Linked DNA regions of Mus musculus: regions 2 and 3 are each linked to region 1. The links are chromatin loops, found by intact Hi-C in ENCODE. Cell type or tissue: left cerebral cortex. All regions are shown on one strand. Links, peaks and the distances in the headings refer to the core of each region. The heading gives the core; the rest is flanking DNA. Region 1 has its middle 36 kb from the start of Irf4. Region 2 overlaps Gm35109 (a long non-coding RNA gene). Region 3 overlaps Dusp22 (dual specificity phosphatase 22).

Region 1 (8,446 bases), core at 2,000-6,999:
GGTCCCTTCCTCCTTTCCTTTTTCCTTCCCTTCCCTTCCCTTCCCTTCCCTTCCCTTCCCTTCCCTTCCCTTCCCTTCCCTTCCCTTCCCTTCCCTTCCCTTCCCTTCCCTTCCCTTCCCTTTTCCCATTCCTTTCCTTTCCCTCTGACCCTCTCTCCCTCCCTCCTTCCCCCCTTCCTTCCTCTTTTCCTGTTTTCTTTCAGCCTACATCAAAAGTAAGCTTTTTCTAGTAGCATCAGAGCTAGGGGTGGGGAGAAAAAACCTTTTCCCTTCCAAGGGCAGCCATAGTATTCATTTTTCTAATAAAGTCCCTAGAAATTGCCAATCCTAAACTTACAAGGGAAAAACAAAAAAAATTGAGGAGAGATCACTGTGACAACTTGGGAACATCGACATTTAAAGGTCAAGAAAGGTAAGGACAGGCCGAACACAGACAGCCATCACCAAAAGTTCCATCAGTGTCACTCTCTCACCCCCCCCCCCACCACCACCACCCACCCATCAAACACAGTTTGCTGGTCTCTTCTGAGATACAGAAGCTGAGAACATATCCAATGTGAAGTCTTTCCTTGTTGGGGGCTGGGAATCCTGGTGGGAGCTGGATTACAAATGTGTTCTCCCCTTATCCTTCCCTCCTGACTCTACAACACCCCTTTATTTATTTTTTTTACAGAATCCTGATTCTCCTCAGGGCAACATCCTCTACTTGGTGTGTTGGTATGTAGGGAGAAGTTTCCACCTCTACAAAAGGGCATTAGGCTAGTGATACCTATCAGGTGGTGTACTGAGGGGCAGCAGGAAGGATGGGGGTTGGAGACCAACATCCCCCCAGCCTGTGTTATCTGCCTATGGTACTAATTCCTTTAGATTTCTCTTTCATTGGTTTCTCTCTTGTGAGACCATTGGAACTGTTTTCTCCCAGTTGAAACAGTCTGTCCGAGAGGGAGGCTCATTAAGACTTAAGAAGTAAACAATTTATAAGGTTCAGGAAGGGAAGAACTCACAAGTCTCAGGAAATTCTTGAACTTAAAAGTGGTTCAGGGCCCCCTCCCTAAGGCTACATAAGCAGTAGGAATTGTTGGAGAGAGGGCTCCCTACTTCAAGTTGTGCAGACAGTTGCAGGGGTGCAGTTTTTGTGAGTTGTCCCCCATGCTGGGGTGGCTTTTCAGAGGTGTGGCTGCCTTTGAATCACCCCTGACTCTGTAATAGCAAACTAGCCATACATGGGACTTTTTTTTTTTTTTTTTTTTTGGTTTGACACCCTCTATGGGAGTCCCCAGGAAAAGTTAGACAGTGTGGACAAATCCCCAAATCCCAGCACCTAAAGGCCTCCCACAGCCCCTGCAGCATGCTTACCATGGGCCAGGCTAAGTCCTTCAGTCACAGTTTTGCTTCACCCTTCATGACAACACCGGCTTCTGAGTGGCTTTGTGAGTGCCCAGCCCCAGAACCACACTTGAGTCCTGGGCAGCTGACCTCCTCCCTACCTGCACCTTGTGTGCTGGGATAGGCTATAATACCCCAGGGACCACCCACTGACTGGGGTTACATTTCACTGGTGAGTCACTGAGATAAGCCTAAAATAACCAAGAGCATAGTGAGAAAGAGCCCCGGCTTGGACTGGCCACAACTGCCTCTCAAAGAAAGGGGCAGAATCTCCAGACATGGCCAGTGTATTTAGGGAGAAGTCAGCTGGTCCTAGACATATGATTTGAGTAGACCTCAGATTGTGCCCAGGGAATAAACATTGTATCATCACAGTGAGAGTTGCATTGTTAGAAACAGTCACTTCGTTGTAGCGAGGATACACAGGGATCGTTTGTGTTTATTCTGCCCCTTCCTCACGAAGTGTGGTAACTGTGCATACCTTAGGCTGGGGAGTCCTGTGGCTGGGCCGGGCGGGGAAGACATACATGAAAAGGCTGTGGTCCTGGGGTCAGATAGAGGCAAGAGTGGCCAAGTGAAAAGGCTGAGCTCTGACTCATTTCAATGACTGCATTTTCATTCTCTGCTGATCAACTGTCAGCTTGTAAGGGGAAAACGCCCGGGTCACACACAGTTCTTCAGTTATTAGAAACGCTCTGTGGTTCCCCAGATCCTTGGCCATTGATACTGGCATGAACTGAAACACTAGAGGCTGTTTCCCTGCTAGCAGCCTCATTTGGTTTTGATTAGGTGAGCGAGTGAGGAGGGGAAAGACAGGAATCTCTATCAGCCCGAGGCACTGATGGGTGGAGGCTACAGAAGCTGCATCTCTGGCCCAGGGCTAGAATGCGGATATTCAGGAGATCAATACTCTCCGTTCTGCTACCTCTTCTCATGTGCTGGAACCTGCATCCTCTGTCGGGACCTGGAGTTGCGCTTCAACAGTCTCCTAGAGGGACGGCTTAGGCTGGGTCCCACTCATAGATGGGGAGACCCTCCAAGTAGAACCAGTGACTTCTGGCCACTGTCTCAGCTTGGCCCTGGCCTCAGCTCTGATTGGAAAATACCAGCTACGCTACAGATGTCTCCTGTGGTGATGCAGAAGACTGTCCATCCCTGGTTTCACCATCACACCTAAACCTCTTGCCACCGGCTGTCATGCCCCGCATGGTATTTGGCTGGTCTCCCCAGCAAGTGTTGTACAGGTTAAGAGAATGCATTGTGTCCTCTCTAGAAAGAGGTGAAGAGCATCAGGCTCTGGGCTGCATGTAGAGAATACAAGACGGAGGAAATGTGTGCTCCAACTTTTAAAATACATGTGTATTAAAATGTGTCCATCATCCTGGCCATTTTTAATTACTCAGTTTAGTGGCATTAAACCCAGCCAAGTGGCTGTGACTTTGTCACCACCATCCACCATCAGGACCTTTTCCTCTTTCCAAACTAAAGCTCTGCACTGGTTAAACCCAAACCCTCATCTCCCCCCCCCCCCCGACCCAGACCCCTGGCGAGTTCCATTCTTCCTTGCATTTCCACAAATTTAACTCCTCTAGCAGTTTCATATCAATGTTTCCCCTTTTTGACTGTCCTATAGCTTGGGTCACAAGGACCTCAAGTTTCATCCATGCTGTTATGTAGCATGGGCAAGAATTTCCTTCCTTTCATGGCCCAGTAGCATCCTACTGCTTGCTACATTTTGCTTATCAGTCTGGCCGCTGACCGATGTGTGTGTGTGTATGGCTTTCGTCTTTGGTTATTGTAAGTAATGCTGCTATGTACCTTTGGGAGGGGACCAGGGTGGCCATCACAGACTCCCGCCTGCAGCTTGTTTGGGTATGCCCTCAGCTGTAGTACATAGTAAGCCCACCTTTAATCCAGAGGAGTGGTTTTACTGTTCTCCAAGGCAGCTGCTCTGCTTGATAATCTCATCGTGACTGTGGATGCTGGTTTAAAAGTTACAGACAGGTGCAGCGGGGAGACTTTAACCAACCTGGGTTTCGAGGAGGTCCACATCCTCAGAAGGACAGGACAGGAGCACTTACCTTTAGTTTTTCTATCTTCTTCAGATCTCTACCTTATTAGCTAAAATTAAAGGTGGCATCTCGTTAGGGTAACGGCGCAAAACGTGAACCTGGCCACAGCAGCGCTCAGGGGCCTGTAATCACAGCCCTGCAGCCAGAGTGACTAGGCTTCCCTGCGCCAAGGGAGCAAAATGGTACTGTGAGAGTGTGTGGACCTGGCAGAAGCTGCGTGGCCCAGTGTTCCTTTAGGGCATGTTAGTGTTCTCTCTCTCTCTCTCTCTCTCTCTCTCTCTCTCTCTCTCTCTCTCTCTCTCTCTCTCTGCCTTTCTCTGCTTCTACTACCCTCTTAACTTCCCTTCTCATGCCCTGAATAAACTCTGTTTTATAAATAAAAAAAAAAAAGAAAGTCAGCTGAGAGACGTTAATAGATTTATTGAAGCTGGTTGGTGTGAAGGTCCTATTTCAACCATCCCTCTTGACAGATGAAGGAGAGAGAGGTCACCTGGATTGTTTGGGGAGCCCGAGTTCATCTCTGGCACCCTGACTGTGTGGTCTTCATGCCCTCATTTGTCCTTCTTTGGAAGGAGGGTGTGCGTGTAGTGGACTTGAGGACATGGATAGTACATGCTTACACATGTATGAAGCAGCACAGAGGTTATGCATGTTTCTCCATGAAGGAGTTAACAAAGGCCCACTGATGTCCTTTAGAAACACTCCTGTTTGCATGCCCACTCCCTGGGTTGGTGGGTCCGGGGTGTGTGGCAAAGAGCTCAATGCCTTGGCCTCCCCTTCCTTATGACTGTCATAATGATGTTGTGAGGGAAAGGCCAGCATCCAACAGCTTACTGGGGCTACAAACTGCAGACTGAGCTGAGTCCTGTCTCCTGGATTTGATTCTATTTTTGTGAAAACAGTTGTGACATCATTAGCCATTTTTGAAGTGTACAGCAGCAGCGGTCCCAGGATGCCACACACGCCTCACACAGCTTACATTTTACAGACTTTAAGCTTACTGCAGAAAGCACTTTTAAATCACTGGTCACGTTCCCTGTCCCCACCCCCCTCCACCACCACTAATCTAGCGGGGAGAGTCACCCATCACTCGTCCATTCTTTCTACTCATGGCCAGAGTTCGTGACTCCTACCCCTCTGTCCCTTGGAACACAGGCTAGACATCATGCCAAGCAGGAAACCCATTTTAAAGTACAGAGCCTACTTCTTATGTAACAGAGATGCACAAAGCAATTAAAGTATCCTAATATCTATCATTTTTCTTTATTTCAGGTTTATCTGAATCTAGCAGGAAGGAAAATGACTTCCTGTTTCCTGAAGTAAAGCGCCAAGCACGTTCACCAATCCACTGGCACTGACAATAAGATTTTTTTGTTCTTTGCATATGCAGCAAGCCCATGCAACGGCCCCAATGTAAGACTGGATATCTGACAATATTAGAAAACACAAGGAAACCAAAATGTCCCAGAAGAATCCTGATGATAGGCTGACAGGGTGTAGCTAGGTCACTCCTGCCAGACTGGGCCTTGGAAACTGTGGAGCCTGAGGAGAGGGTGTTGTAGAAGCTGTTCTCAGAAGTCAGCTTGCTGAAAACTATTGTGCAAGACCATCTCACTGCAGCCACATGGAGACACAGCAGTGGCCAGGGCTGTGTGATAAACACCCCTCTGTTACCTGTGACCTGTGGCCTCTGACCTGTGGCTGAGGTAGCCATGAAGCATCTGGCATCTGTCCAGCACTTTCCAGTCAGTCAGACACCTTTCCCTCACATCATCTCATATGCAGCTGAGTTTCCATCCTTTATCTGTGGTTCACAGAAGGGATGCTACACTACAAACCACAGACAGGCTCGGTAATGCGGGCACACTTGGGACCAAACTTCCCTGCGTGGGGGCTCTGTCCTGTCTGCTGAGATTTCTGCTTCTTGTCTCATCTTCCTAATAAACAAAACAGTCTTTGCCCCAAACTCCAGGCCAGCCAGAAGGTGTCCATCTTCATCCCACCCCACCCCACCTCACTCTATCCCGCCCCATCCTAGCCCTTCCCATCTACCATCACATTGGATTCCAGCATCCCATCCCAGCCTACTACTGCCTACAGAAGCCAGGAGGCTGCAGGCCACTCAAGAGGCTATTATCTATAGCTTCATTCCCCTTTCTGGATAGTCTCAGCTGTTTACAGACATCATGGAAAGACTTCATATTTCTGAAGTGTAGCTCCCTCAGTCACCTACTACGGCAGGCAGCATGTGAGAGGAAGTGACTTGTGTCGTCTCATGTGGGTGCACAGTGTGCCAGTGTTTCCTTCCCCTTGCCAAGGGCACACACATGAGTAATATACTGGAGGAGCCTGCCTGCTACCAGCTCACACCTCAGTCCCTGCCTCTCCCCTTCTTCCCTCAGCCCACTCAGCTGGCCCAGCCTGCTCATCCCACACCTCAAGCTCCCCCTCCAACGCTGCTATGCGCCTGCTCAGTACTCTAACAGTGAGAGATTTGGAAGGCAGAGGTGTCTGCAAAGCTGTCAGGAAGGTTACAGCATCTCCCTTCAGACTGCAGGTGGCCACCATGTGCAGTTTTTTTGTCTAGGAACTCTATCAACATCGTGGTATGGCACCAGAAGGCTCTCCCATAAGGGTAGGGTAGTCATCTGTCCTGGTTTGCCTGGCAACAACTAAGAAATGTGGCCTCTTCCATGTTCCACAGGGAAGTTCTGGACCACTGTCTCTGGATGGACTGACTGATGAGTCACAGTCTGTGTGGGAGCAGTCAGGATGCAGGTTCAGAACAGAGGAGATGTGCCAGAGTACCTGGCCCCACTCCTGGGAGGGGCCCAGGCCTGGGACATGAGCTAGGCTGTCAAGAACAGCTGATTTTCCCTTTACTGATTCACTGTGACAGGTTGTTATAGCTTTCTCCTGGACACACACACACACACACACACACACACACACACACACACACACTCCATCTGCCATCATGCCTCCTAGTCCCTTGGTTAGCCTGCCTCCTCCTCTGCATATGCTTCTAAAGACCCAGGGTTGTCAGCACCCAGGCTCAGTGACACATGGAGGCCACCCATATGCAGGGACAGTCCTGGGCTCCAGGGGAGGGATTCCTGAGTTTGGATGTGGACCTTGTCAAGCCTCCCAGAAAACACAGTGGCCCTGATTGTTGTCACTCCCCCACCACACACACTCACAATAGGATCAACCGTGGATGACCTCTCCCCTCCGATGAATCCAGCACTGGTCAATGAACCATTTATGCACAGTCCTATTTTTAGACCTCTAGGAACAATTCAGAGCCAGAGATCACATGCCTTACAAAACAGATCTCCCTCAATTCTCTTGAAGCGTTCTGCCACATAGTCACCTCCATAGCTTCTAAGCCTCTATGTCAACCATATTTGTTTCCTGATCAGATACTTAAGTGATTGTGAAGGAAATCCCGAGGTGGTGGTAGTGGTGGTGGTCATTGTGGATTGTATGTAGTTCACAAGTTACAACTGCACGGTAATTATAACTAAGGCCTAAGGTCCAGGAGGATGGACCTGTTTCTCATGGGCACCCTGCCCCCTTAGTGCTGGGACATCAGAGAGTGCAGTGGAGGAAGCAACACATGGAAAGCTAGAAGCTCTTCTCCCTCTCTGCCTCCTGCTCAGTAGCACCACATGTCCTGGGGGTGGGGCTCCTCAGCATCACATGTCCTGGGGGTGGGGCTCCTCAGTATCACATGTCCTGGGGGTGGGGCTCCTCAGCACCACATGCCCTGGGGCGGGGCTCTTCAGTACAACCCCTCTTGGGAAGGGCTCCTGAACATCCCACCAAAGAACAAAAGCTTCTTTGGACGCTTCCAATGCCTGTGCATATTCATGTGTTGGCTGCAATCTCAGTATAAATGCAATTTTGCTGTTCACTTGTAAAATAAAAGGTCTTCCAAGACTGTGTGACAGTGAACCCGTGTTACTAAGCACCGCACTTTGTTTCTTAATTGTCTGTTGCTGACATTTAGGTTGGCTGCATCAGTCAGCTCAAAGCATTAGTCAGCTTTCAGTACTGCAATAAAATACCCGGGGCAGTTGATTTAGCTCAGTCTTGGAGGTGTGGGCTGTGGCTTGCATCAGCTCATGTCTGGAGAAGAACTCCTTCTACAGTCACATCAGATTGGAGGAACTTGAGCATGTGTGTGCATGTGTGTGGGAAGTTTACATCTCCCACGGGAAGTTAGGGAGGAGCTGAGATCCCACAGTCCCTTCTGGGGCATATCTTCCTGATGGAAGAACCTCACACTGGGTCCTACTTCCTAAAAGTTCTACCATTTACAAATGGCTCCACCCTGGAAACCAGGCAGTTAATCACAAGGACCCTCAAGGGACATCCAACTCACACCAGTTTTTGTTAACCTGACATAAACTAGAATAATTTGGGAAGAGGGAACCTTCACTGAAACGGTGCCTCCATTAGGCAGTCCTGGAGGCAAGTCTGTGGGGACAGTTTCTTGATTCATGATTGATGTGGGAGGGCCAGGGCCCTCCCCACTGTGGGTGGTGCCACCTCTGGCCTGGTGGTCATGGGTTCTCTAAAAAGGAAGCTGAGCAAGACACGGAGGGCAGCCAGGAAGCGGGCTTTCTTTGGACTTCAGCTCCTGCCTCCAGGTTCCTGCTTGAGTTCCTGCTCTGACTTCCTCCAGTGATAGAGGATGACTGGAATGAGTGAGCCAGTAAACCCTTTCCTCTGGGTCCCACCTCTGGGACCTTTGTAACATACAATTGCTCTGTCTATTTTTGCTGGGATAAACACACTCCATTTATAGGTGCTGCATGGCCCTTAACAGTCGATCTTTTAGTCTTAGACCGTTTGCCTTTCATTTTCTAAGCAAATAATAATAATAATAATAATTGATAATAAACACAGCTGCTGCTTTTACACAGCTCATCAAGCTTATGGAATTCTTAAACGTCTCTTCTGGGTGTCACAGAGATTCCGCA
Region 2 (8,446 bases), core at 1,920-6,919, 180 kb before region 1:
CCTCCGCTTGCAAAGCAGGACAACAACAGCTTCACCACGGTTCATGTACTAGACGTTTCTAAAGCCCTCCTGCTGGTGAGACTGGGTGCTGAGAAGAGCGGCACTGTCCTCTCCGTGAAACTGGCCAGTTGACCCCCTGTGGTACAACCTGACTGTATCTCAGGTTCTGCGTTAGACTCTTCAGGTAACCTGCGCCCATAAGTCTTCACAACAACGCTAAGGAAGATGGCATTTTTCATTCCACGCTCAGAAGAGGAAGGAGAGGTTCAGAGAGGATGTATTTGAGCTGAAGCAAGAGTTGGTGTAATTTTAAGTACAGCACAACTGGGCATCAGCTGGATGCGGACAAGGTGCCCAGCAAGTGTGAACACCCTAGAAGTGCACATGAAGCCATGTGATGCACAGAGGGGAAAGGCACTTCCAGAAAATCTTCCCCACGTTTATTGGTGGGGAATTGGTGCTTGGTAAAGTACAAGAGTCTTTCTCTCTCTACAGGGCAAAAAAATACTGCCCCAATGTGGGCACGTCTCAACCTACGAGGCAAGGAAAGCGGATAACGATGATGTCGACCCCAGACGGAAGCCACTGGGGTCTGATTCTCAGGAGTCTGAGCAGATAAAGGTTTTGGTTCCTTCCTCACTTGGCTGCTCTGCTCAGAAGGGACACCTTGGCCAGCCTGACTCCAGATTGCTTCCTAAATGGCGCAGGCTGTTTGGATGCACCCTCTCATGGTTCTGCAAGGCCTGCCATGTGAGAAGCACCGTTGGCTGATGGCTTTGTTATCGGTGACTCAGGCTGTCACAAATTGTTGAATCTGTGAAGTGTCAGCATCTCACCAGCGGAGCTATTTCCAGAAATCACTCAGATCCTTCATCGCCGAACGTCTTGCATGTGAACATCTTGACAGCCTTTGCGAAAATAGGCTCAGGGAAGGAGGGCTGAGTCATACTGGAAGCCTGATTCAGACCTTACTGTCCGGGTCAGCAGACCACTGCCTTCCTCATGCACCCAGAAGGTGGCAGAGTGGCCACTGTTACTCAGGACTTGCTACCGACTGCATTCCCACCCCATATCTCAGAGGCTGAAAACAAATTGGTTCTCTGAAAAGTGTCACACGGAAACCCCCTGGCACTGATTCTTAGCTCTGCTGACCACCTGGTGGAATCTGATAAGGCACTGAATGGCGCTGATTGAGCGGCACTGATTTCTGGGTTTTGAAAGTGTAGCATCCCGAATATCAAATACACACGTGGGTAATAAGAATATTGAACTCCCTCACTGTGAAACTCCTTGGAGTATGTGGTGTTCCTCACAACTCTTTGCTAACATATTTTTTCAACTATGTGCTAGATTATTTAAAATATCATGTGAATGCTTGTTTTGTGCCGAGTACTGTATCATGTTCATAGTCACTCTTAATGCCAACTTAAATATCAATGCCATTGGGCAGTATTACCATCTCTACTGTAGAGATTAGGAGGTAAAGAGGAGGTAGAAACAGGAAGACACAGACCAAAGCTGAGTACACTTTAATCCAGGAATCTCTGAAATAATATATTTTAGTCTTTAGTCAACTATACATGATAATGGTGTTTATTATGGAATTTTCATATGTGTTTATTCTTATCTTACTCATTCTGGTACTTTACCTGCAGTTTTACTTTTAAAAAGTTTCGGCTGTTGTGGCCTATGAACACTAAGTAGAAAATTCTAGAAGTAAGCAATTGACTTAAATAAGTTTTGCTAGAGTATGTTATTATTTTCCTGTTTCTCTGTTCTTATTATCACTCCCTTGTGTCTAATGGGTAAGTTAAGATTTTGTAACTATATATATAGGGTCCCGTGCCATCTGTAACTTCAGGCATCCACTAGGGATCTTAAGATGTACTTCCACAAATAAGGGAGGACCCTGTATACCCTAGCAGGCCCACTTGATCTTGGCTTCTTCCTTCCATGGCTGCATCACCTCTCCCCCCCCCTCCACCGCTCCCACTTAGGCAAAACCCAAAAAATAAAAAACCCAAAACATCAAACCTAGTCCCCACATCTCTGCTTCAGGTGCTGGCCATGAACGTCTGCACATGTTACTTTAACTCTGAGGACAGCTCCTGTTCTCTCAGGCCAGAGCAACAGCACCTAGTCTGGAGAGGGCACCCATTCTACCCTTCTGGGATCCAGAGCACATGCTGATGGAAAGGACCCAGACATTTGCATGTTTCCTGGTTCTTTTCTCGTCCTCTAAGACCTACTGTCATGATGCTGAGTGCCCTGGCCATGCAGTGCCCACCCAAGGAAACACAGCTTCCATAGGAAAGTAGTAACTTGGGGAAAACTCAGGAGGCAGAGAAAGCAAAGTGGCGAGGGAAAAGCTTACCAGGTATTCAGCGTCTGTGGTTCATTACAAAGCCCCATAGCTGGGACATAACTTCCTCTGTGGGCATTTCAGGATGAGACAACTCAGTTTTGTGGTACTCAGAGCCTGGTACTGCTGACATGCAGAGCTAGAGTCTCAGAAAAGCTCTGGAAGGGATGGATGCCTGACTTACTGTGGCATGACTCTCAGAGAGGAAAGCGTCTCCAAGAAAATCATCATCAAGAGACCCCCCCTCCCCAACACACATACACACATGAGGGTTTTTTGGCGCTTTTTTGTTCTTATTGTTCATTAGGTAATAGTTGCTATTTACTCTAAAACCATAGATTTGCACCATGGGAGGAATGTTTGCTCCTGGGCTGTGATAGTGTGCATTGTGATGAGGCTTCTTGGGGTAACAGGGAGCTACCTCCAAGGGCGACACACAGGATGGTATTGATGTTGCAATCCTTTTCCTCAGATTTCTTCACTTTGATCCTTTATGTCCCTTGTAACCAAATATTGAGTGTTTTGTCTGTCTGTCTGTCTGTCTGTCTGTCTGTCTGTCTGTTGGTCTGTTTGAAGCAGCAGTCATTCTACAGACTTGTGCTGCAGGAATGCCCATCTCAGTCAAGGGGTTTGAGATTCTACAACCCAAGACCCTTGAAGTTTTTCCTCTAGCCCTGAAGCATTCTATGTGCTCAAGATGTGTGTGTCAACCGCCACTACACCATCTGTCTATCTTTCTATGTATTGTCTATCTATCCCTCCCTCCCTCCCTTCCTTCCTTCCTTCCTTCCCTCCCTCCCTCCCTCCCTCCCTCCCTCCCTTCCTTCCTTCCTTCCTTCCTTCCTTCCTTCTTCCTTTCTGGCTAGAAGTAACATTTAAAAACATGGCTCAAAATACAGGGGCATTCTATTTACTTAATAGGTCTCAAGAAAGCCAGACATCATATTTCACAGTGACAGTGAGAACTGACTCTTTCTGTCGTGGTTTAATGTGGAAGTCAGTGGCTCTGATCTGGCCTTTCTCCTTTGGTATCCATCTCCCTTTTTAGGGAGGAGAGTATTTCTGAGTCACTTCAAGATAACTTCCTTTTGTATCATCGGTCAGCACAAGATGACACATTCTCTTCTAGACCAGCCCCTGGGAGAAGAATGGCTTTTATGTTTTGTTTCAGCCAACGATACCCGAACATAATCAGGTTCCTCGGGGAATAAAGATGGTGGGTGGGAAATGCAGCCAAGAGTCTGAGCAGTGAAGAAGGGATGGGAAAGGAAAGGAGGCAATTGGAATGGCAGGAAGAAGTAAGGAAAGCAAGAAAGACACAAACCAAACAGCAACAGCAGACTACAGCGTGTAAATATTTTAAAATGCAATATGCTTTACAACAAACCTCGTGTAAGGTCATGCTCATTTATTACCTATTCTAGCTTAATAGTTGTCAAACTTTTTGAGGTAAAATTTTATTTAAAAAAAAAGCTTTTTTTTTTCATTCTTTTGATTAGATTTTTTTTTTTTTGCTTTTTTTGTTTTTGTTTTTTGTTTGTTTGTTTGGCTTGTCTACTAATCCTTTTTGGTCTCTGTTGGAAAATGGTCTTCACCCTTCTGGACTGAGGAGACATACTTTCTTTAGCTATTTGTATAAGCCAGAATAGAATTAAAATAAACTGCCCCTGGAAACTTTGATTTTTTTTCAAAGGAGTGGTTTCTCTTTCCCTCAATGTGTGAAGACCTTGGTGAACCCCAGAGTTGGGCCATTTTAGCATCCTTACTCTGGAAAACCCTCTTTTGGAAGGAGAAAAAAATGGAAGGTACACAATTCTGCCAGAGACACAAGTGGTCCAAGTTTCAGGACCATACCCCTCCCATAATATCTAAATGTGGACAGAGGCTCTGGCAGGGGTGTAGGAGGGCTCTGTGGCTCCAAACCGGTTTCAATGGTTTTAACAATGAAACTCACCTGTGTGTGTGTGGCTGGTGTTGTCCCTCAGGTTTAAAAGCTCTCAAAAGTCAAATTGAAACCCCTCAGCATGTGTGGTACGTGGGGCTGACCCTTCAGCACTTTGTGCTTCAGGCCATGTGAAGTGAAACCTGGGAACTTCTCACAGCCTGGTAGGACCCACCTTTGAGGGTGACAGCTCTGGGAGGCAGCAGCTGAGAAGCTAGTCCTGGTGCTTTGTGTTGAATCCAGATGAAAGACACCCTGAACCCCAAATTAAACTCCATTCCCATTGGATACCATCTCCTTAACCTATGTCTAATACTGAGAAGTAATGTAAGCCCTTCAAATGTACACACATTCACACACACACACACACACACACACACGCACACTCACACAGGTAAAGCCTTACATTTTTACTTACTGATCGGACTTACAGAACTTTCGTGTACCTTCACATTCTATTTAATAGCTTCAAAAAGTTTGTCTAGTTTCTCTCCTATTTATGGATGTTGGGTCCTCCGATTCTCTTATTTGGCAGTGGAAATAACACTGCAGTTGGCTAGAAAGTTATTTCAGTCAGTAAAGTGCTTCCCTTGCAAGCGTGTGAATTCGAGCTTGGTCTCCAGAACCCACGCAAATTCTGGGACTAGCAGCACACACTCATAATCCAGTGCTGGGGAGGTAGAGGCAAATGGAGCCTTCTGGGTTCACTGATGGGACATTCATACTTGCTGAGTTCCAATGAGGGATAATCTCATAAACATAAAGAAGATTGATGGCAGCTGAGGAACCACAGCTAAGCTTATCTCCTGACCTCTGCAAGCACTCACACACACAGGAAAAAAGAAAAGAAAAGAAGAAAATAGGAAAGCATCCATCATAGGATGAATTTTTTTTCTTTCTGCCCTCAGCACTAAGCAGGTTTGTCTCTCTGCCAGTTGCACAGTGGCTATGGGCAAATCTGAGTTTACCCAGGTGTTGGTCGACAGTGCTGTCACTAGTCATAATGCTTTGGTATTTGACTGGCACTTCTTTGAATTATCTAACTGACCTTCAACTCCAGCACACCTAGTTTTGAGGTTCCCTGTCCTTTCTCAGAACCTGCGATCTACTTTACTAGTGGGCAAAACCTTTCAGAGGTGACACTCTCTGAAGCCAAGGACTCCCGAGGATCACAGCCCCGTGAAGCATCTGGCAGCTGCAGACAGACATTGGTTTGCAGTGCCCTTTCCGAAGGTGACAAAGCCCAAAGCCGTCAGCACCCATCTTCCCTATGGTTATACCAGAATTCAGGGACAAGATGACTTAAGGACGTTGAAAGGCCAATAAGTACATAAACGTTCATTGTTATCGACTGTCAGTTTTCATAGTTTGGACTCTGAGGCACCTAGACTTTAGTTTGCAGTTTACCTGTTTCAATGGCAGTGATGCTGCTGTTTTGGTTTAGTTGAGGTAAAACTTCCTTTCATTATAATATTTGGAGGGATTCTTGTGAAGACTTGAGAAATTTTCTTCAAAAAAAAAAAATTGGTGGTACACGCCTTTAGTCCCAGCATTCGGGAGGCAGATTTCTGAGTTCGAGGCCAGCCTGGTCTACAGAGTGAGTTCCAGGACAGCCAGGGCTACACAGAGAAACCCTGTCTCGAAAACCAAAAAAAAAATTGTGTTGGCACTGAGGGGGGAAAATCTAGCTACTGCATAGCCAAAACCAAAAATCTATATTTCTTTAGTTGTGATATGAGGGACTATAAAATCTTATGTGGATCTTAAATCTCACTACACACACACACATTTCTAAAGAAATGGAAATTATTCAGAATTCTTTCAGTTGAAAGTAACAACTTAAGTAATCAGGCATTTGTATTCATTGTCCAGGGATGCCTCAAACATATGTGTGTGTGTGTGTGTGTGTGTGTGTGTGTGTGTGTGTGTGTGTGTGTGTATGACAGACACCAAATAGACATGTGAGGTCCTTTTTCTTGGCTTGTAGTGGCTATCTTCATACTGTGTCCTGACACTGTTCTTCACTTTCTAATTTCTTCTTAGAACACTAGCCAGACTGGATTATGGTTCACCCTAATATGCCCAGTTTAACTCACATACCTTTTAAAGACTCCATCTCTAAATATAATTCCATATGAGGTCCTGGCATCCAAGCTTCAACATATGAATTTTACCTGGACACAATTCAGCCACAAGTCTTTTTAATATGCACCATAGAGGCAAGCTGTTGTTATCTCAGGTATTGTAGTCAAGGGAAGAAATAAGAAAAGGTGATACTATTTCTTTTAGTAAAATATCAAGCATTATCATGGGAGATACTTGATAGATTTCATTTGCTACGTCAATGACCAATGACCAGATATGTAGCCACACAGCCACCCAGGAGGCAGAGAGGCTATGAAAAGGCTCAATGCTCATGTCTAGAACAGAGACAGGAGCAGGAGACTGATAGGTGGGTAAGCCAATAGTGTCTGCCACACAGATTCTCCATGATGCCCTGCCTCGCTTCCCTATTTGGTTTTGGTTTGCAATTTGTGGCTTCTTGGTGCCCTTTGAGTGTGACTGACGTCATGCTAAAGGTTACCATGGTGAGAACACTTACTAGATGCCAAATGCCAATCACTCCTTAATCCTATCAGACTTTTTGTGATTTTGAACTTATTTTTCCATAATTTTCCAGTCCTTACATAATCAGCATGTACCAACTCTACATTTCAAAACAGCAGTGAGTGTGGGGGAGAAATCAAATTGTGATGTAGAAAAGCAATTCTTTTTTTTCCTTTTTTTAATTAGGTATTTTCTTCATTTACATTTCCAATACTATCCCAAAAGTCCCCCATGCCCTCCCTCCCACTCTCCTCACCCCCTACTCCCACTTCTTGGCCCTGGTGTTCCCCTGTACTTAGGCATATAAAGTTTGCAAGACCAATGGGCCTCTCTTTCCACTGATGACCAACTAGGCCATCTTCTGATACATATGCAGCAAAGTTTGGAGCTGAGACGAAAGGATGGACCATCTAGAGACTGCCATACCCGGGGATCCATCCCATAATCAGCTTCCAAACGCTGACACCATTGCATACACTAGCAAGATTTTGCTGAAAGGACCCAGATATAGCTGTCTCTTGTGAGACTATGCTGAGGCCTAGCAAACACAGAAGTGGATGCTCACAGTCAGCTATTGGATGGATCACAGGGCCCCCAATGGAGGAGCTAGAGAAAGTACCCAAGGAGCTAAAGGGGTTTGCAACCCTATAGATGGCACAACAATATGAACTAACCAGTACCCCTCGGAGCTGGTGTCTCTAGAAAAGCAATTCTTGTTGAGTGAACAGAAAGATCTCTGAGGCTGTTTTTTATGAGAGCAACATGGGAATATGAGGAACACATTGTCCAGAGTCATGCTACTACAAGGGGTCCCGGGGAGATCATTTGTCAATGTAGAGCCTGACTTAGTCAGGATTTTTATTCCTGCACAAACATCACAACCAAGTAACAAGGAAAGACTTTATTCAGCTTATAGTTCTACATTGCTGTTCATCACCAAAAGAAGCCAGGACTGGAACTCAAGCAGGTCAGGAAGCAGGAGCTGATACAGAGGCCATGGAGGGATGTTACTTACTGGCTTGCTTCTCCTGGCTTGCTCAGCGTGCTTTCTTATAGAACACAAGACTACCAGCTCAGAGATGGAATCAACCACAGGGGGCCCTCTCCCCTTCATCACTAATTCAGAAAATGCCTCACAGATGGATCTCTTGGAGGCATTGCCTCACCTGAAGCTCCTTTGTCTGTGATAACTCCAGCTTGTGTCAAGTTGACACAAAACCAGCCACTCCAAAGCCATAGAGCTGATCAGGTATGCTCAGTGAACTGGTGGTCTTGCCCAGAAACTGCTCAAGTGTATCTATTACTGGAAAAGAATTCCTTATTCTTCATCTTCTTTCATAAATGGGAAGGTGTTGTTTTAAATGTCAAGAAGCCTTCTGTCTCCTAAATAGTAAATACATTGGCTTCCCTTGAGAAAAGACCCATTTTTCTGTTAAGGTAGAGTGCAGAAACTTTCTGGAGAGACTCTGGGTCCTATCATAAGCTTCATGTGCCTTGTGACTAGCCTGTTCTATATAGATCAGGGGCCCACAGCA
Region 3 (8,446 bases), core at 1,625-6,624, 120 kb before region 1:
CTTTCTGCATTTGGTTTCTAGTATTTTATATTCTAATTGAAAGAATGGGTTTAGGTATACAAGTGATTGATTGCCTAAGGGATATTCTTTTCATACTTCTCAGCGAAGGTGGCAGTATTCATATCCACATTGTGCTATTTACTTCTTATAGTAGATTCCTTGACTATTTTATTATCATAACCAGCTTGTACAGACACAGTTTCTAGTGTAGAGATGGAAAACTATACGGACAGAGAAATGTAGATGTTCAGTGGTTCAATACTTACAGTCTGTACTGAATATATGTTAGGTGTAGTGCTTTTGGGAACAGAGGGAGGAAAGCCAGCAGAAAGGACCAAGAAGTCTGTTACAGACCTCCTCAATGTAGGACACTGCTTGTTCAGTACAAATATAATGTGAACCAGATACATCATTTACATTTTCCTAGTGAAATTTCTTTGAAGAGTTAGAACAGATGATCACCATGTAAAGAATATTATTAAACTGAGAATATTTAAAGTATTTTAACACGCAACCAATAAATAAATTATTTATGCAATACCTTTTTTTTTTTTCCCTGTGGAGTCTTAAATTCTCATTAGGTACTTGCTACATTTTAAATGCTCAAAAACCAACCATTGGCTAACAGGCGCTGCCTACCCCAGATTACTATGTCCCCATACCCGTGTATGGGATGGATGGGGCTAGGGGAGTTTATCAGGCTCTAAAGATAACTTCTAGTGTGTAAGCAAAGTAGATGTCATCCCAAAGGAGGGTAATCTTCAGCCCAGGCAAAAGCTCCCTGGTAGAGTAAACATCTTAATCTGAGATCAGAAGGTATCACCGGAATTACAAGACAAGGAAGCAGCGAGGTAAATTACTGGATGCTGGTAACCAAGAGCCTTACCCAGAGGTCTCTAATGTGTTATTGTCTGACCTGGAGCAGGGTTTCTGTTTTTCCCTAGTTGGGAAAAGAAAAGGAAAAAAAAATGTAGTTTTTTGTTGTTGTTTTGTTTTGTTTTTTGTTTTTTGTGGTTTTTTTTTTGTTTTGTTTTGTTTTTTCGAGACAGGGTTTCTCTGTATAGCCCTGGCTGTCCTGGAACTCACTTTGTAGACCAGGCTGGCCTTGAACTCAGAAATCCACCTGCCTCTGCCTCTCGAGTGCTGGGATTAAAGGTGTGTGCCACCACACCCGGCAAAAAACAATGTACTTACCGAATCAAGAGAAGATGCTAGTGATGGAGATGTGATTCTAAGATTACAGGCAAATTGTGTGATGCCTTGGAATTTAAGAGTGTCATTTGGGGACAGGAAATAAGGACCTCAGGCTCTGATATCTTCTCCTCCAGACATTGCCAGTATTGTTTAGCTCATGAGCATTCTCCTGACTAGTCGGGTGGTCTCTTCCTACCCTGTGCCTTTCCTGGCAGACAAGGATATTGTCCTGGCATTTAGTGGGAGGCCTACTCTCCCTTCAGCTGGGATTTTCCACGAGAAGCCCTCTGTTGCTAAGAGGGCAGGGATATCAAAAAGTCCAGTTTTCGCTTCCTGGATTCATAGATGCTTAAAACTAAAAGACCTTCAGTGGTTAGCATAATCCAGTCTCCGTTTTCTCTCTCAGATGTGTAAAACAATGCCTCTCCCAGTCACTACTCAAATTCTTAGGAAAAGCAAAGGAGAATTTTAGGTGAATTTTTACAAACTGTAAGTAGTACATGGGCTCTGTGATCAGAGTTCTTGGTTTTGTCCACTGCTGAGCATAGTGGTGGCTCGGATGTGGCTGACATGTATTTAGAATGACTTTCTGTGTAAGACGAAAAAGGAGTGAGGAAAGGATTGTCATCCAAAGGGGTGCACGCTCCTGGCATAGGGAAGGGTCCTCAGCAACTGCTAACCCGGCGTCTGGGACAACATTTGTTTGCTGTGGAGGCCTTTGCTTATCCCAGGGAGTTAGATAGGCCTCTAGCCAGTGGGTGCCATTTGTGTTCTCCTATACTGGGGCAACCCCAAATCTCTGGACCTTGCGGTGTCCCTCTCCCCCCCCTCCAGGGGAGTGGGGGACACTTGTTCCCAGTTGCCTACCTCTCTGGTCTTGTGTTCTTTGTCTCAGAATCCCCTGAGACTTATTAGAGCTGGAACTGAGTAATTAATTATCAAGGAGTGGGTTTAATCCTGTGGGAAGCACTGTTTAAGTATGGGGAGGAGCTGGAAGTCTCACATTTTTGTCCTGCTAAGCACTGTTTCCATTGTCACCAGCTAACTTGGCTGTGTTATTCATCCATCCAACCATCCACCATTCAAGTTGTACTGCTCCACACTTGCTGCTGCCTAGGCTCAGTGCTAGTTCCCATAGTGGGGAAAAAAATAGGGAAACATGAAGCCTCTCTCCTAGGCATTCTTTCTAGTCATGGAGGACCCACTTTAGAAAGTGAACATATTCAGGGCTGGTGGACGGACATTGCACCACAATGATAATATCTTTTCTATACCGTCTAAATCTTGTCTCATTTTTTTTAATCTTTTAAAAATTGAACATAGGTCATCATTTATAGTAGGCAAGTGCTCTACCACTGACCTACATCTCCAACCCTTTTTGATTTATTTTGATTCAAGACCTTGCTATTATGGCCCAGGCTGGTCTTGAACTTATGATCTTCCTGCTGTAGACTCCCAGGTAGCTCGGATTACCTACTCTTTTCTCCTTTAGCATTACAATCTTATTTCACATATCATTGAACAGATGCTTAAGGCAATAATGTAAGAATACAAAAGGTCACTTAGATATGTCTTTTTATGAATGCATACTGGGTAAAATTTTGGCCAAAGGATATTAAAAAGTCTGTGATATTTCACCTCTCAGGGAATCCATCATGGTTTTCCCAAATGTCCTTGGGTTTAAAACCCAGAAAGTCCTTTTTGACCTAGGATGAATCCAGATGCCACACTCAAAATACTGCTTTATGTCAGCTGCTTCATCAGGAGTTTCTCACATCTTTTTGGGTGGCATACTAAGAAAAAGTTAAAAATAAATGCAAACAATTCCCTGTCTCAGAAAGCAAAATTCTTTCGGACATAAGCAAAGGATTTGCGTTTTTTGTGCTTTTGTGAGGCTGGTGTTAGAGTTTAGTAATATGTCAGTGTGAAGGGTATTGATCAAAAGGAGCTATGAACCACTGGGTGCTTTCATGTGATCCCAAAGTGCTTCTGCCTTTCAGGGTTCTGCTTGTTGCGGTGTATATTGTCTGCTGACAGGCAGGCACCTTTCTGACCAGGGCCTTCCAGAGAGCCAGTTCCTCTGTGGTTTGCATTGCTATCTCACTGACCCTCTGTCAGCATGCCACATGGTGGAAAGGGCTATCCCCTGCCTTGGTTTGAACGTGGCTCATGCCCACACAAGGCTATGTTGAATCTTACTCCTGAGTATATCAGAGCAGAGAGGTGATGGGTCCCATAGGAGGCATTTGAGACAGGAGGCAGGGCTCTCATCAGTGGACTGATGTTTTCCTCTCAGGAATGGGTTAACTGTTGTGTTCAGCCTCTCTCTTCCACATGTACCCACTTGCCCTCGCACTACAAGCCCATACCAGAAGCTGAACAAGGTGCTGAGGCCATGTTCTAGGGCTTTCAGAATAGCAAGCCCAACTAAACCTTCCCTCTAGAGGCCGCTCAGTCTTTGGTGTTCTGCGCTAGCAACAGAAAACGAGCAGATACCTGCCTGGTTCTTCATGATCAGCCAGAAAGTAAGGAAACAAGTTCTGGGTACTGATAACTATGCTAAAGAAAATAAGACAAGACAAAGGGACAGAGTATGATATGGAGTTTGTGACCAGAAGAGACATCTATAAGGAACCTCGGGCAAATGGCAGGGAAGGTGGCCCAGGAGAGGCAGAATGATAGCTCTGAATGACAAAGATGATCAGGACCAACTCTCTGCTTATTCTTCTAGAGAAGTAAAACATCCCCAAGTCACGAGATAAAGTTTTTACCCCTGACCCACCCTGCTGTAGACCAGGTACTGATGCTGGTCTGACTCTGTTCGCACTGGTCTCCTGTGTTGTCCCGGTGAGCACTGCTCTGCGGGCTGCTCTACAAACCGTCCTTCTTCTGGAAAGTCATTCCAGTTGGTTTGCTTCCCTCTCTCTTTCTCTGTGCCCAAAGGTTACCAACAGTAACAACATGAGCCAACTGGTGAGTCAGACTTACTGTCGTCTTCAAATCACAGAGCTGACTGGTTGAGAAGTCTTCCCAAGTACTATTTAATCTGTTAGAAACCAGCCTTCCCTGATTTCGTTTTGTAACTCTATATGGAAGAGAGCCAGAGTCTAACTACAGAAATGGGTGGGAGCAATTCGCTTACTAGTTCAGCCCATGTCTTGTCTAGAAAACAAAGTTAGAAGATGACCGACACAGCCCTTTCCTTTCCTGGCAGAATGCGTGTAGAGTCCTCACCGTCCATGATTGTCAGTCAACACTTCTTCATCCAGACTCTTTCCTGAGGCTCTCTTTATGGCCTGCTTAGTTTCACATAGCTTAATGTAAATCTTGTGCCCTGCCAAAAAGACCTATCAGGATTGGGCTACCCCGGTCTTAATCCTCAGCCTCATACTGACAGGTACCTTCTCCAGTCTCATCCACATCCCAGAAGGTGACCGGGTAGACCTGTACATTCAGCTATCAGGACATAGGCTGAGTCCACTAATGTAGCCATAGCTTACCATTTGCTAGATCCATGGTATTTCTGTTGCATTTGTTGTGTAAGCACTGTTCACCTGTGTCTCATTTCTGTACTATGTAGTTAGGCTTGCAATGGCTGCTTCTATCCTCAGGACTTACAATATTCCTTGTTGGCATTATTCCCTAAGCAAGACAGTGTACAACTGTTGTCACAGCACATACAATATACCCGCTACTATCGTCATCTGGAGATGACTGGACATATATGCTTGTTAATACAGTGCTGTTTTCATAAGGGACTATGTATCACTTGATGGACAAATGTCCTAGAACCAGTCCTGGAAGGACCCTGATGCAGTGGCACATAGAGAGGTCATAGACTGCGTTCATTGGCTACAATCAGACCACAGATGGACCTTCTTAATATATCTTACAGTTAAGGAATTTTTAAAAATAAGGTAAAAATGGCGATTTCCCATAAAATCTGGATCCAGCACTTGGGAGCCCTGCCTGTGTCCATGGAGCCAAGTTAGAGGAATACTATTACCATCTCCTTAGGTGCAGGGAGACCGGGGGACACACTAAGGGTAGGACTGAGATTGAGAGTGAGTCGTGGAAGTTGTCAGTGCCTGGGCGCAGAACCTACGATGAGTCTATGCTGAAAGCTATGTGTGACGACTGGAGCGTAGGCGGATCCAGCAGTGGCAGGGAGTAGGCTCGGGGCGGAAGCCTGTCTTTTCACACAGTCTGCCCCCTTTTTGGCTATTAAAAGTCCATACTAAGGACCTCGTCCGTAAGCTGTGAGATCCAAATACAGCTAGCTACTTTAGTAGAACTGGGCAAATGGCCGGGAAGGCTGGGGGACAAAGCTCAAGGGTTAACTTAGCTGGAGCAGACTCCACAAGGAGCCAGTTGAGAGCATTCTGTTGGGAATCCAAGATTCAGCACAGCTGAAGTGTTTGTGTGCTGCCAGCTCACTGCCTGTGCTGCCAAGGGATACACCAAGTGGCTTCTGAATTATTGTCCATACTCAGATCATATGCTCAAACTAGAGCTGTAAAGTCCCGTGGGAGATGGTTATCTGGCCCCTTGCGGCCTCTGTAGTAAGAGTTGAGCTCCTTCGACCCCCAGAGGAAGGTGAGAATGTAAGCCTGCCCTCGCAGATGTCTACCCATCCCATTGACAGAGGTGCTGTGGTAGAGAAACCTTATATTTCCCACATGACGTTACATTTCCTTTTTTGCAATGACATTTCCAAGGTGTATTAACACTTTTCACCTATCCTAAATTTCTTGGTAGCATTTCATAATGGTTAACCTAGAAAATGTGGAGTATCCTCAGTGCAGGACCAACTCTCCTAACTCACCTCCACTTCCTGCCCTTTCCCCTCATTCCTACATAGGATCCGTGTGTTCTCTTCTTGGCTAGGCCTTGGTCTTAGTTTTCAGGGTAGAGTATAACCAAAGAATGAGCTAAGCCAGTTCAGGGACTCCCCAGTCTCAGCATCCACCAGTGAGCCTCCTCTCAGGGATTTTTTTCCTAGTCACTCCCTCTTCTTGTCCCTCTTTTATGGGGACTTGAGCTTAATCTTTCCCTTGTCTTCAATAGAGTCTTCCTTGCCATTAACATACTGTTTTTAGTAATGGGTAGGTGTGCACATCTTCGTGTGGCTGTGTGTACAGGTGCCTAAGGAGGCTGGACCTGCTGGCTGTCTGGGAGCTGTAGTTACAGATAGTATGAGCAGCATGGTGTGGGTGCTCAAGATTGAACTCTGGTCCTCTGGAATGGCAGCAAGTGCCCTTAACCACTGAGCCATCTCTCCAGCCCCTTCCTTGCCATTTCAGCAAGTGTCAGCATAACTCCCTTCTCAGCATTGATTGTGAACGTCTCCATTTCCATATGGTTGAATTGTGATGAACTTATGATCATTTGTTTGTCCAGTATTGCCAGATTATGTAAATTGGCCAGAAGAGCCATGTTCTGAATGTCCCCTTTAGTATTTTGATGTCACATCCTAGTAAAGGCAGGAGACCCTGGGGAATGGCAGATGAAGGGAGAAGAGCTCCAGGTAGCCAGAAGCTGCTGGGGAGCCCAGCTTGGTCCATCTGCAAGATGAGCACACACTGTTGTTTTAAAACAGGAGGGCTTTGGTACCTGTTCCACTCTGCTTCATAAAAATAGAGCCCTTGAGAGGGTAGCACTGAGGAGGCGGGAGGCAGGGGACAGGAGGCCTGTTGTGACTACAGCGTCTGGGTATGTGCAGAACCAGCAGACAAAGTGTAACTGGAAATTGTAGCAGGGAGGTCACTGGACATGGTTTTAGTTTACAGAGCATTTTTGTAATTGGATTTTGTTATCTTTGCAAAAGACTGACAAAGATTTGCCTTGGTACTTTGAAAATCATGGGGTGTTTGTGAAGTATTTCATCTTAGCTCTGCTGAAGTCTTCTCCCGTAGGGGCTTGGGGAATTCTCTAGTGAAGCAGAGAAGCGGGTCTGCCACAGTGTCACTAAATGGGGTCACAGAGCACCGTGGTACTGTTAGTGGCCCTTGGCAGGGGACACTGTGTACAGAGATCTTGAGCATTACAGAGCATGTTTGCCAAGGCCGTGAGGGAAGTGCAGTGTGAGAAGGATGGTGCTCTCTCCCAATGCCCAGAGCAGCTTACCATCCTGCTCCTAAGTGCAGGGGGTTGAAAGATTACAGTGTAACCTTTTGAGAAAATTTCTTAGTAGCTGAGGTCAGTCAGGTACCAGAATTGGGTAGGTACGTGAGGGGTCCTGGGCTTGACTGGGACAGCTTGCGAGAGCCTCACTCACCTTTGGGCAGCAGCACTGTCCACTTGGCATCCTGTGACAGTCATGCCTATGTCTCTCTTCCAGATCCTGCCGGGCCTGTACATTGGCAACTTCAAAGGTGAGTTATTACTTTCTGCTTCTTTAATGATGATAAATACATTGTGTATCACAAAGTGTACCATTCTGGCTATCCATGTACTCGTCAAAAGCCCTAAGTATCTTCTTCACATGGCTGTGTAACCATCATTACCCTCATCCAGAACTTTCCTCTCATCCCAGATTGAAAATCTGAGCCCCTGGCCTTCCAGAGCTCAGTGGGTTGGGCCCGTGTGACTTGGGGTTTGAGTGTCTCTCACTACCCTGGCAATACCTTTTTGAAGGACCCCAGAAAGATTTGATTTCAAACTTATGGTACTTTATGCTGTGTGCACAGCTCGTTGTCACGGTGACTGTGGTTGTGGGTTTCCATTTTGAATGTCCAGTGATTTGAAGTCAGTACACACCAAAGGTTTACTGTCATCACCCAACCAAACTGATGAAGGATCCTGCATGCTCAAGTGGACAGCTGAGCTTGATGAGAGAGAGAGTTACTCCAGAGTAGCGCAGCCATGCAGACATACTGTGACACAGCAGAGAGCAGGCAGGGGCCCAGCAACACTGGCCATTTTGGCTCTTGCCTGTCTCCAGGGACCCAGCAGCCCACTTGGTCACGTGTGGTAGAGTGGGCCTCTTTATTCACAGATTTACAGTTCTATCTCCAAACCACAGTTTAAAATGGTAAGCTGTTACAAAATCTATTTTATGGGTAATGAAACATTTTAAGTTAATTGTGGTCATAGTTGCACAACTCTGAGTGTGCTAAAACCCACTGGCATATATGTATCCTCTTACAAGGGTGAATCTCACATGAGTCACACTTTTCCTTGACCATCGTTAAAGGCTGGAGCATGGTGTATTACAGCACAATAAAGTTAAATAACAGTAAAAAAAATTAGT

What was found. Peaks named below come from ENCODE experiments on the same cell type or tissue, not always from the same donor. Only the 100,000 strongest peaks of a DNase experiment are listed, where the experiment ranks them.
Region 2: a loop joins it to region 1, with 11 times the contacts of the local background. A loop is called at or near these places in 3 of 42 quality-filtered maps.
Region 3: a loop joins it to region 1, with 9 times the contacts of the local background. A loop is called at or near these places in 2 of 42 quality-filtered maps.

The regions. Positions count from the first base shown.
Region 1 is chr13:30,780,580-30,789,025 of GRCm38, forward strand. No RefSeq gene overlaps it. Among named protein-coding and RNA genes, the nearest start is that of Irf4, 36 kb to the left of the region's middle. In left cerebral cortex, for the core only: no CTCF peak of the experiment used is centred there; DNase peaks (open chromatin) are centred at 4,341, 4,912, 5,317 and 5,957; H3K27ac peaks cover 1,636 bases.
Region 2 is chr13:30,603,167-30,611,612 of GRCm38, forward strand. It overlaps Gm35109 (a long non-coding RNA gene), which reads right to left. Exons shown (of 4, transcript XR_001780836.2): 4 at 7,798-8,446. Among named protein-coding and RNA genes, the nearest start is that of Gm35109, 7.5 kb to the right of the region's middle. In left cerebral cortex, for the core only: no CTCF peak of the experiment used is centred there; DNase peaks (open chromatin) are centred at 4,432 and 4,906; H3K27ac peaks cover 245 bases.
Region 3 is chr13:30,661,271-30,669,716 of GRCm38, forward strand. It overlaps Dusp22 (dual specificity phosphatase 22), which reads left to right. Exons shown (of 7, transcript NM_001037955.4): 2 at 7,535-7,568. Among named protein-coding and RNA genes, the nearest start is that of Dusp22, 5.4 kb to the left of the region's middle. In left cerebral cortex, for the core only: no CTCF peak of the experiment used is centred there; DNase peaks (open chromatin) are centred at 4,251, 4,921, 5,366 and 5,579; H3K27ac peaks cover 4,567 bases.